2 separate regions of the Homo sapiens genome follow, and region 2 is linked to region 1. Evidence: chromatin loops called from intact Hi-C (ENCODE). Cell type or tissue: dorsolateral prefrontal cortex. All regions are shown on one strand. Links, peaks and the distances in the headings refer to the core of each region. The heading gives the core; the rest is flanking DNA.

Region 1 (5,383 bases), core at 116-5,115:
TGCAGTTTTGCTGACCCAAGGAATTCTATTTATAGCATATTGAGTTCTGAGGGAGACAGCTAGGAAACCGTCATAAAAAATCAGGTCTGAAGTTCAGAAATGTAGAGATGACATCTGAAATGGAGGGTGTGAATGAACCTGGTCCAAGGGATCATAGAGACAGAGCAGATGAGGACGAAGGCTAGAAGCTGGGAAATACCTGCACTTATAGAATAAAGTATGAGGTCAGCAAAAGAAGAGTAAAGGGCCAGAGGTGGCTCACGCCTGTAATCACAGCAATTTGGGAGGCTCAGGTGGGAGGATCGCTTGAGTCCAGGAGTTCAAGACCAAGCCTAGGCAACAAAGTGAGACTCTGTCTCACAAATAATTTCTTCAAAAAATTAGCCGGGTGTGGCAGTGTGAGTCTGTGGTCTCAGCTGCCCGACAGGCTGAAGCAGGAGGATTGCCTGAGCCCAGGAGGTTGAGGTTGCAGTAAGCTGTGATCGTGCCACTGCACTCCACCCTCGGTGAGAGATTGAGGCCCTGCCTCAAAGATAAAATAAAATAAAATAAAAAGAGAGAGAAGAGTTAAGGAAAGAAAACCAATCATAGAATCTCAAGGTTAAGCAGGATCTAAAAGGAACCAAAAAGGCATCATAGAAGCAAAGACAGGAGAAGATTTCATGAAGAACGAAGAGTACATCAAGAAGAACCAGGAGGCTATGGTGTTTGCAGCTTCTGGAGGGAGGGGCTGCTGTGGTTAACTGGCATAACTAACCCTGACTCTCCTGGCTTTCCCTCCCAGCCTGGTGCAGTGAGCAGGATGTCATAGTCAGCGGGGCTGAGGGGAAGCTGCACTTCCCAGAAAGCCTCCACCTATATTATGAGAGCAAGCAGTGAGTAACCCCCTTTGTACTCCTCCTCCTTACTCCCACCTCCGGTCTGGGCCCACCAATTGGACTGTGATAGTCGTTTTCTGTCTAGAAATAACGCCCTCTCCATGATCTGCCTACAGACGGTGTGTCTGGACCCTGCTGGTACCAGAGGAAATGCATGTGTTGCTCAGTTTTTCCCACCTAGATGTTGAGTCTTGTCACCACAGTTACCTGTCAATGTATTCTTTAGAAGACAGACCCATTGGTGAGTGGATTTTCACAGTGTCAAATGGAAACCAGTGCCAAGTGGGCTTAATGAGGCCTAGTTATCTTATGTCTGGCACTCAGCCATCTGTAAATGCCACACTTCTTGACTTCCGCTTTGAGACTCAGAATTGGGAGTGGGAAGGAACCAAATCTGAGCCTGGGTGATGGCTGCAAGGTCACAGGGCAATTTACTTGCCAAATCTGCTTCCCATCAAACCAGGCTTCCTAGGCCCATTTGCCAGACCTGGTGTCCATGAGGAATAAACTCTAGATATATTCCAGGGCCTCTCAGGATGTCCAGACAGCTCACTGCTTTCCTAGCTGTGAAAATGACCTTTCCCTGCCTCATCAAGCTAAGAAGGAAAATACAAATAGACAACCATGAGAAGGAGACAGGTTACTTACAAGAAACAGAAATGGAATGGTGTTTCTGTGGTTTCTCAGCTGGAGGTGATTTTGTACCCCCAACCCTCAGGACACATTTGGCAATGAATGAGAAGCATTTTTCAGTTGTCACAAGGGCAGGAATTGTCACTGGTAGAGGCCAGAAATGCTACCAAATATCCTACAAAAGATGCAGGATGGCAAGAACACAAAGAAGGTTCTGGCTCAAAATGTCAATTGTGACAAGACTGAGAAACTTTGGATTGGACAATCCTGAAATATCATGGCAAATTCAGTTCTTCTTAAATCATTGAATGGGAACTATTTTCTAGATTCTGAACAAAGAATCCTTTTTTCTCATCCTGCAGGAAAATTTTGTGGAGAAAGCCTCCCTTCATCCATTCTTATTGGCTCTAATTCTCTAAGGCTGAAATTCGTCTCTGATGCCACAGATAATGCAGCTGGGTTTAATCTTACCTATAAAGCTCTTAAACCAAACTACATTCCTGGTAAAACCATTTACTTTTAATCACATACTATCTCCACCTTCTGTAGAAGCTTAGGCCCCATAGGAATTAGGTGAGTGGCAGGGATCCCTCTCCCAAGGCCCAACTGACTCCACATGGGAGAGGGGCACAGGCCAACTAGAGAACAGGGGGCAGTCTCCCCCTCAACCCTGAGTTCACCCTGCTAGCTCGTAGTGATTGCCCCTCCAAGTGAGTCGAGAGGGCCTGATGAGTTCTGGAGAATCATGCACTACGTCTTTTCTTGTTCGCAGTGTCTGAAAATGCAATTGATATGCATCATTTTCAGGAGACAGGAGGGAGAGCAGTGAGAATTCTTCTTTATTTGAATGGTGCCATCTGTTTGGACTTTTTCTTACGTTTCAGATTCAGGTTGCAGTTACTTAACTGTCCTTTTTGAAGAAGGTCTCATACAGAGTCTAAACTATCCTGAAAACTACAGTGACAAGGCTAACTGTGACTGGATTTTTCAAGCCTCCAAACATCACCTAATTAAGGTATTGACTTTGGCTGTCCTTACGTAGCTATGGTAAATTCACAGAATAGCTAACATAAGCACCATGAGGTCAGAGGTTTTATCTGATTTATTCACTGCTGTGTTTTCAGTACCTAGAACCCAGCACCTGACACACAAAGCTGTCAATAAATACTTGCTGAATAATGGATCCGCCCAGTTTCCCCTGCAACTACACATTTTTTCCACTAGATGGCACTGTGCTCCTTACTTTAAAAAAAAAAAAAAAAAAAAAAAGTGCCGCTTTAATCTTTGTATTGAATTAGCCGGGCGCGGTGGCGGGCGCCTGTAATCCCAGCTACTCGGGAGGCTGGAGAATTGCTTGAACCCGGGAGATGGAGGTTGCAATGAGCCGAGATCGCGCCACTGCACTCCAGCCTGGGCTACAAGAGCGAAACTCTCAAAACACAAAACAAAACAAAACAAAACAAAAACTTTGTGTTGGTGACTTTTAGTCCATTCCAGAAACAAGCATGTCTTCCTTATTTATTAAACTGCTCACAAAACACATTGTAAGTTATAGATAACAAAATCAAGGTCAATCAGGCCAAAATCATCAAGCCTTTCAAGCAGAGAGGACAGAGCAAGCCTAGAGGAACCAGCGCAGAACAGGCTCAGGGAATCGCTGGTTTAAGAGGGTCTTAAGGTGTCCTGGAGTGGACAGTGGAAGGCAAGGTGGAAGTCACTGTATGGAGGCCTTTGAACGCCTGGAAATGGAGTTTATTCCACATTTGATTAGCAGTGTGTGGTTAGTTGTTTGTTCATTAAACACTAATGGACCATCTGCAGAGAGATATCATCAGGGAGGTAGAAGTAGGACTGCAGTCAGGGTGAGATTGGAATGAGGCATTTTCTCATAGATCTTTCTTTTAAAATAATAATTGAAAACAAGACAGTGTACGATGGAGAGAAAAGAGAGCAGAAAATAAAGGGGAGAGGAGTGAGGGATGATGAGACACCAGCGTTCTCACTTAAGAGATGGAAAGAACTCTGAGATGTGGGAGGAGAACCAAATTGGTGTGTTTTTATGACAGCCTGGAGAATGCAGCCTTTAACTTAAAACACAAACAAAACCAAAGAAAAAGATGTGACCAATCATTTGGATACCACACTAAGTTAGAACTTAAAGAGATGAGAACTGAGGTGTCCAGTCCCCACCCCACACCTCCATAAAAAAGGGAGAATAATTAGATGGGAAATTGAACAATTGAGAGGAGTTGGGATTGGTGGTATCTGAAATATCACGTGAAGTCAGATGTTAATGGCAGAAACAAGATCACACAGGTTTTATGAATGAGTGGGAAAAGATGATACAGAGGCAGTTGGTATAGATTTCTTTCTAAAAGTTCATCAAACCTAAACAGATTTGGGGCAAAAATTTCAGCAGAATTAAGGAAAATTTGTTAGTGGTGGAGGATAAAATTTAGGTTGTGAGCATGTTTCCAGGTGGAGGAAGAAGAGGAAATTTAGTTGAAAATCTGAAAATGCCAGAGCCAGAAGTGATTGAAAAATATCTCTTCAATAAGTAAAGTTTGAGTGTCGTGCATCAGTGAAGCGATGCTCTCATACTCTGCCAGTGACAGCATCATTTTGCAGAACTCGTGTAAGATAGTAATTTGGAAACTGGTGTTAAAAGTCATAGGAATATGCTCACCATTTGACTTGGAGAGAAAAGGGCCCCTTCCCAGAAAGTATCCCAGTAAGGGTTTAATAAATGTTTGAATGAATCCTATTTCTGATACAGGTCCCCCTCCCCACGCCTACCTTTACCATTAGTAATTATTTGCCTCCAGTTTTGTTTTATCCACACAATCCTTTCTGTTTCTTGCTCAGAGTCTGGGTCCCATTGAATCCCCATCAACTGTGTGTTAAAATTAGAGTTCCTATTTCATCAGCCCTCTCTCCCACCACTCTTCACTTCAAATTCAATTGGCTAGTGCTCACCAAACTGCTCCAAGATCACTCTTTATTGTTTCTTTGTTTCTCCTTCACACTGTTCCTTCTATCTAGATAGTTCCCCTCCCTTTTCCTGAAACAAAACAAGTGCCCCATGCAGGGAATGATACAAGAGAAGAAAAAAAGTAAATGCCTAAAGATATTCACTGCCAAGTTTTTAAGATAGCAAAAAATACAGGTCTCAAGGATAGAGATAAATGAAATATTATGCTGCCAATAAGCATCACAATTATAGAAACTATGAGAAAAGGTTTGTCATGATTTATTCTTGGTGACCCTAGGTTGATTCCAGGTGATCAACTTTCTTTTCTAGGTCATTACTCATCATAGCTTAATAATCTACTCAAGAATTTTGCTGAGGTTTACATTTAAGCTTAGTATCCAAAATCAGCTCTCTCTAACTCATACAAGGATTTCCTTTTTCATGCACATTCATGAGGCTCACTACATTTGACTCCGAGCCCACTTATGCAAATGCTTTCAGTAGCTCAGATGATACTTTGTTTTATATCAGCAATTAGACTCACTTACATCTGTGCCTTCTCAGAATTTTGCAGTGAGGCATGGAAATATAGTGGCAACAGGACAAAGCAGGTGAGAAGAGGAGCCAGCTATATCCCGCTGGGTAGAAAGACACGGTCTCCAAGGGGCACAACAAATTTCAGTCTTGATTCAGGAGAACTAGAGGTTCAAGATGAAACATCAGGAACCAGGTGAACAACACTAAGATGTCCAGAGAAGCAGTTTTGTGTATATGCAATTAGTTGAGTTGAGTGCCTAGTTGCTTCCAAGGAAAAAAATCCCCATGCGGTAGCTCTCCTAATCTCTTAGAGATGTTAGGAAGCTAAAATATTTGCACAGTTTCCTGCCCTTTGATTCAGGCC
Region 2 (5,383 bases), core at 78-5,077, 420 kb after region 1:
CCTGCATAAAAGCAGGGATATAACCCCGTCACATATCTGTGAGTTCAGAAAATCTGCCCATTCAGTAGTGAATTAGACTCAGCTCACAGAAGCTCATAAGAATCAACTTAAATTTTCAGGAATTTTGAGAGCTGATTATTAAACACAGCCACCATGAAAAACTAAATTATATAAATGTAAAATTCAATAAACTATGCTGAAAACAAAGGTAATATTCAAAAGTCAAAGGTGATATTCAAAGATGATTCTCAAAAGTTATCATTTCCTACTCATTTAACTACAATTTATTGTCTATGCTCTCAGTGTTACTTACATCTCTAGTATCTTCTTCTTCTCCACTTACGTCTATAGTATCTTACTTACATCTATAGTACTTACATCTATAGTATCCCTTCTTCTCCACCTGGAAATACCAGATATTGATGCACTACTGCACATCTCTTCCCAGCTCCACGGTCAGCAATATCTTATTGGTAGCTTGAAAACAGCCAGGCTGGGAGCACTTATACCACAAAACTTGCAAACACCACAAACCAAGGTTTTATTTATTATTTTGTTAAGGTCTTCTGAAAGTGACGTTTTATGAAAGTCTTACGATAGTGCTGGAGAAAATGTAAATAACAGATGAAAAGTGTGTCTTGTCTGTAGACATTACTTTGTAAACAGCACAAAATATTGAGGACATATTCTTCCAATATTAAAAAACTATTATCTGATTCAAGAAGTTGCTCAGATTATTGATGAATAAGTGAAGTTCTGACATGTGTCATTGTTTTACTTTCCTCTTACTTGTTCATATAAATGAAGCTATCAACCAACAGGCTTGTTGGGCCTACACTCATTTGTCAGCTGCAACCTAAGGTTGCTATGGATACAGGAGTTTGACAAAAATCAAGAAAAGCATTCTGTGAGAATCAATTGTAATGTAATCAATAAAATGCAATGTGTATTTTATTATGAATTGTGCACCGCACAGCATTTATATGAGTAACACTTAAAATAAACGTATGCGTGTATATTTATGCATACCTTTTCTATTCTGGAGAATTAGTTGTTTACAGATGTACTGATACATCCCTGCCCCCAATCCAGGCAGCATGGAGACTGAGTTTCTCAAGGAATTGTGTAGAACTAAGTTTCTTTCAGTATGCCTCATTGCTCTTCACCTAAGGTCTTTACCTGATGCAAAATCCCATTTTACTGCTCAAAAGATTTGCCTCATCAGCTCTGCTTTTGCAGCATAAGTGGCTGTCACCAGATGGCATTTGGGTTGGGCTTGACCCAGGGCAATTAGATGTAGAGGAAGATCAGAAATTTCTGGGTCACAATCATATATAAAAAATGAACCTGCTTATGAAACAACTAAAGACTTTCTCTGTTTCTCTAACTGGGTAGCTTTCCTCACAGCAAATAATCTTATCTTTGAAGCAACGGTTCTAAAATTTATATGTGCTTGGTAAGTATTTGGGAAGCTTGTTAAAAGTATAGATTCCTGGGCTATGCCTCCAGAGATCATGATTCTGGATGGGGCATTTTAAATAAATACCCCAAAGTATCTCTGAAGGCGGGAGGTGGTCATGGTTCTCAGTTGGGGAAATGCAGTATTAGGGGACACTCTGCACCTAGAGCTGGTAGATTATCTAAGCTTCCCGCTGCCTTAAGCAGATTCTATGTGGCTCCATCAAGCTGCCCATAAGGAAGTATCTTCCTGCTTCTCTGGCATGAGCTTCACCCCTCCTATTCTTTCCTTGAGTCAGTTTTTTTGTTCTCAACGGAAAAAAAGACATATTGGTTATCATAAACTGCCCAATAAAAATATTGCTGAAGTCAAGACAGACTCTATCAATAAGAGAAGCATGGAAGTTTACCAAGACTTTGTTTTACTAAGCTAACTCTCCAGCATCTTTCCTTAGTGCTCTCAAACCATCTGCTAAATTGGCTTAGGACTTTGCCAGAGATGGACACCAAGCTCACAAGCCTTGAGTTTCTAGGGTCCACATACCCTCCACTGTTGAGAACTGGGCCAGCTCCCCAACTTTATCTGCTGGCATTGCTCCTGCCTCTGTTGGATGTTTTCTGGCATCTGTTATCATTACTCCCTCTCCCTAGGCAGAGAGATATCTTCCTTCCTGATTCAAACATAAATTAACATACATTTTTGACTATTCTCTAGATGTTTCCAAAACACCAATTCTTTCTGGGTATCAGCACTCCTGAAAATATCTTCACAGAATATGCCTCCTTAAAGTTCCTAGGTGTAGTGCATGGACCCTTCATTTGTGTGCTCATAACCCTTTACATTTGTGCTCATCAGTATTAGTTTCCAAGTTAACGCAGTCTCCCCTTCTTCTCCACTTGTAAGAATTAGAATGTGAGAATCTAAAATATCTTCCTTGTTTTTTAATCCTCTTAAGCTACTCGGAATCTTGCTACTTAAAACTATACCTAGTTTTATTCATTCAAAATTTTCTCCGTATTATAGAACACAACAACAGTTATATTCAACTAAATCAAGTCAAATATCAAGTAAAATGTAATAAAGAACCACCCTCTTTAAACCAGGTACCAGAGTTACTGCTCTTTGCAGTGGGAATGAGGGGCAGCTTCAGTTTCACTTCTTAAGTCCACCTGTAGGTGGCCCCAAGACAATGTTGCAGAATCTTAGGGCTCAGTAAAACAGTTTTAAAACCACTGTGCAGCTTCACTTACCTCAGTTTGGGATTGGTTGCTATGGTTTGAATGTCTCCTCCAAAACTCATGTTGAAACTTAATCACCAATCTGGTAGTATTGAGAGGTGGGGGCCTTTAAAAGAGGTGATTGGATGATATGGGCTCTGTCTTCATGAATGAATTTGTTATTTATGGATTAATGGGCTAATGGATTAATAGGTTATCATGGGAGGGGAAGTGATTGCTTTATAAGAAGAAGAGAGGCCTGAGCTAACACATTAGCATGCTCAGCCCCCTTGCCCTGTGATACCCTGCCTCGACCCAGGGCAATTAGATGTAGAAGAAGATCAGAAATTTCTGGGTCCTTACACCACCTTGGGACTCTTCAGAAAGTTCCCACTGGCAAGAAGATTCTCATCATATGTGACCTCTCAACCTTGGACTTTCCAGCCTCTATAACTGTAAAAAATAAATTCCTTTTCTTTAGAAATTACTCAGTTTCAGATATTTTGTTATAAGCAACAGAAAACAGACTGGCACACTTCATTTTCTCTGCCATCTACATTACATGGAGCATTCCTAGCTTTTAAGATGTCTACAGCATCATTAGCACTGTGCCTTTCTCAGCAATCTATGCATGCCACTGTGATAGAATTGTTCAACTTAAAATATTCTAGGCATGAATTCCAACAAGTTGATGATAAAGGTCTCCAACAGGAGCATTTGCTTTCACAGTGAAAATTCAGATCCTACATGCATGCTGAGGGAAAGAGCATTAAGTTTCAACTAGGCATACACTAATCCTGAAGAACTATTCATTGAGTCATATTGCCCACATGCCTAACATAATACACTTTATAATAAAAACACAATTACTTTACTGCTGAAAAAGTGCCCTTTTCTTCACATTTGAGAAAATGCTTCAAATTCATAAGACAAAAAAAAATGGATGTAATCTTCTCTTGTTCCTATTCCCCCATTCTCTTTTTTCTGTTTAGATTTTGTTAAGTCGACTTTTGAACTTAATAGGACAACAGGGAAAGTAAGACATGAGCACTTGCTGAAAAGCAACAATGCAATGTTCAGTAACACACAGCACATAATGAATTCACATTTTGCAGATTACACTAATATTTTTCAGATTTTGGAAATGTAATTTTATGCCATAACTTGATGACAATGACCAGAATTCAGCCAGAAATCTATCTCGATGGGTCATTCATTATTCTTTCATTTATTCAAACGTTTATCAAATCCTCACTATGTTTCAGTCATGGAGTTAGATGAAGAGAATAAAAAGATAAATAATACACAGTCCTTTCCCTCAGTGAGTTCCAATCTGATCTAATGAAGGAGGCAGACACATGGCAGATAATGTTTGTTTGTTTGTTTGTTTGTTTTTTGTTTTTTGAGATAGAGTCTCGTACTGTCACCTGGGCTGGAGTGCAGTGGCGCGATCTCGGCTCACTGCAACCTCCACTTCCCAGGTTCAAGCAATTCTCCTTCCTCAGCCTCCCGAGTAGCTGGGATTACAGGCGCCTGCCACCACACCCAGCTATTTTTTTTTTTTTCGTATTTTTAGTAGAGATGAGGTTTCGCTATGTTGGCCAGGCTGGTCTCGAACACCTGACCTCGTGATCCACCCGCCTTGGCTTCCCAAATTGCTGGGATTATAGGCATGTGCCACTGTGCCTGGCTGGCAGATAATGTTTTAAGTATAGGTACAGTGCTAAGGAAAATGCAAAAGAGCACAGGGAGTTTAGGTGACCCCAAAACTGATGCTTAAAAGAATGATGAGGGAGAATCCACCAGGAGGGGGAAGGCAGAGGGGAAAGACAATCATTTTAGGCTGAGGGGACAGCTTAAGAATGGAGGCAGGAAACTGTGGGGCACACCCTGCAGTTAGTCTAACGCAAGGGGTGCACCTTATTCCACCAGATTCATTCCACCTTATTCCACCATATTCTCACGTGTCATGCTAAAGAGCTTAGACTTGATCCCATAGTTGAATGGGCCCACTGAAGAGTTTCACATAGGAAAACAGCAGGGTCACATCTGCTTTTTAGAAAGACCACTCTGGCTTCCATTGAGGCTGGATTTGGGTGGTTAAAAACTGAGGCAGGAAGCACATTAAGAGGTGCAATAAGACAGAAGAGAGGTCTGATGGCTGGAAATAAGGTGATCATAGGGACAGAGATAGAAGACAGATCTGAGAAATTATTACGAGATAAAACTGGCGGGAACTGGTGACTGTTGGATATGGGAAAGTGAGGATGTGGTGATGGTAAAAGAAGTTTCTAGTATAACTCCAAATTTCCAACCTGAGTGACTGAGGGTGGGACTGGTGTCACCCATGAAGATAAAACATACAGAAATCAGTCTGGGGGTGGGGGATGGTGTATTCACTCACTTAATATTTGGACACCAGAAATTGGCTCAAACATAATAGTGAACAAGACAGATAAATAGAGCTTACATTCTAGTTGGGGGTGAGGCGCAAACAATAAACAAGTAACAAATATTATATAGATTCAGACACATATGATCTGAAGAGAAATAAAGCCAGGGAAGGAAAAGGCACATATGGGGACTTTTGGGGAAGGTGCTGACTGAACAGAGAGGATAAATGAAGTGAGCAGTGAGCCACGCGGGGCCTGTGAGAAAAACATTTCAGGTGGAGGAACAGCAGCAAGTGGAAAGGCCAGAATGAACT

Evidence for each region. A loop is a pair of places that touch in the nucleus more often than their neighbours do. Peaks named below come from ENCODE experiments on the same cell type or tissue, not always from the same donor. Only the 100,000 strongest peaks of a DNase experiment are listed, where the experiment ranks them.
Region 2: a loop joins it to region 1, with 2.0 times the contacts of the local background. A loop is called at or near these places in 1 of 110 quality-filtered maps.

The regions. Positions count from the first base shown.
Region 1 is chr11:7,692,201-7,697,583 of GRCh38, reverse strand. It overlaps OVCH2 (ovochymase 2), which reads left to right. Exons shown (of 16, transcript NM_198185.7): 9 at 785-875; 10 at 995-1,119; 11 at 1,874-2,014; 12 at 2,396-2,526. It overlaps LOC105376533 (a long non-coding RNA gene), which reads right to left. Exons shown (of 11, transcript XR_007062576.1): 4 at 5,031-5,383. Among named protein-coding and RNA genes, the nearest start is that of OVCH2, 12 kb to the left of the region's middle. RefSeq lists an enhancer at 5,371-5,383. In dorsolateral prefrontal cortex, for the core only: CTCF peaks have their summits at 2,489 and 2,690 (motif pointing right); a DNase peak (open chromatin) is centred at 2,786; H3K4me3 peaks cover 405 bases; H3K27ac peaks cover 1,656 bases.
Region 2 is chr11:7,275,751-7,281,133 of GRCh38, reverse strand. All of the region lies in intron 1 of SYT9 (synaptotagmin 9), which reads right to left. Among named protein-coding and RNA genes, the nearest start is that of SYT9, 27 kb to the right of the region's middle. In dorsolateral prefrontal cortex, for the core only: a CTCF peak has its summit at 2,657 (motif pointing right); no DNase peak of the experiment used is centred there.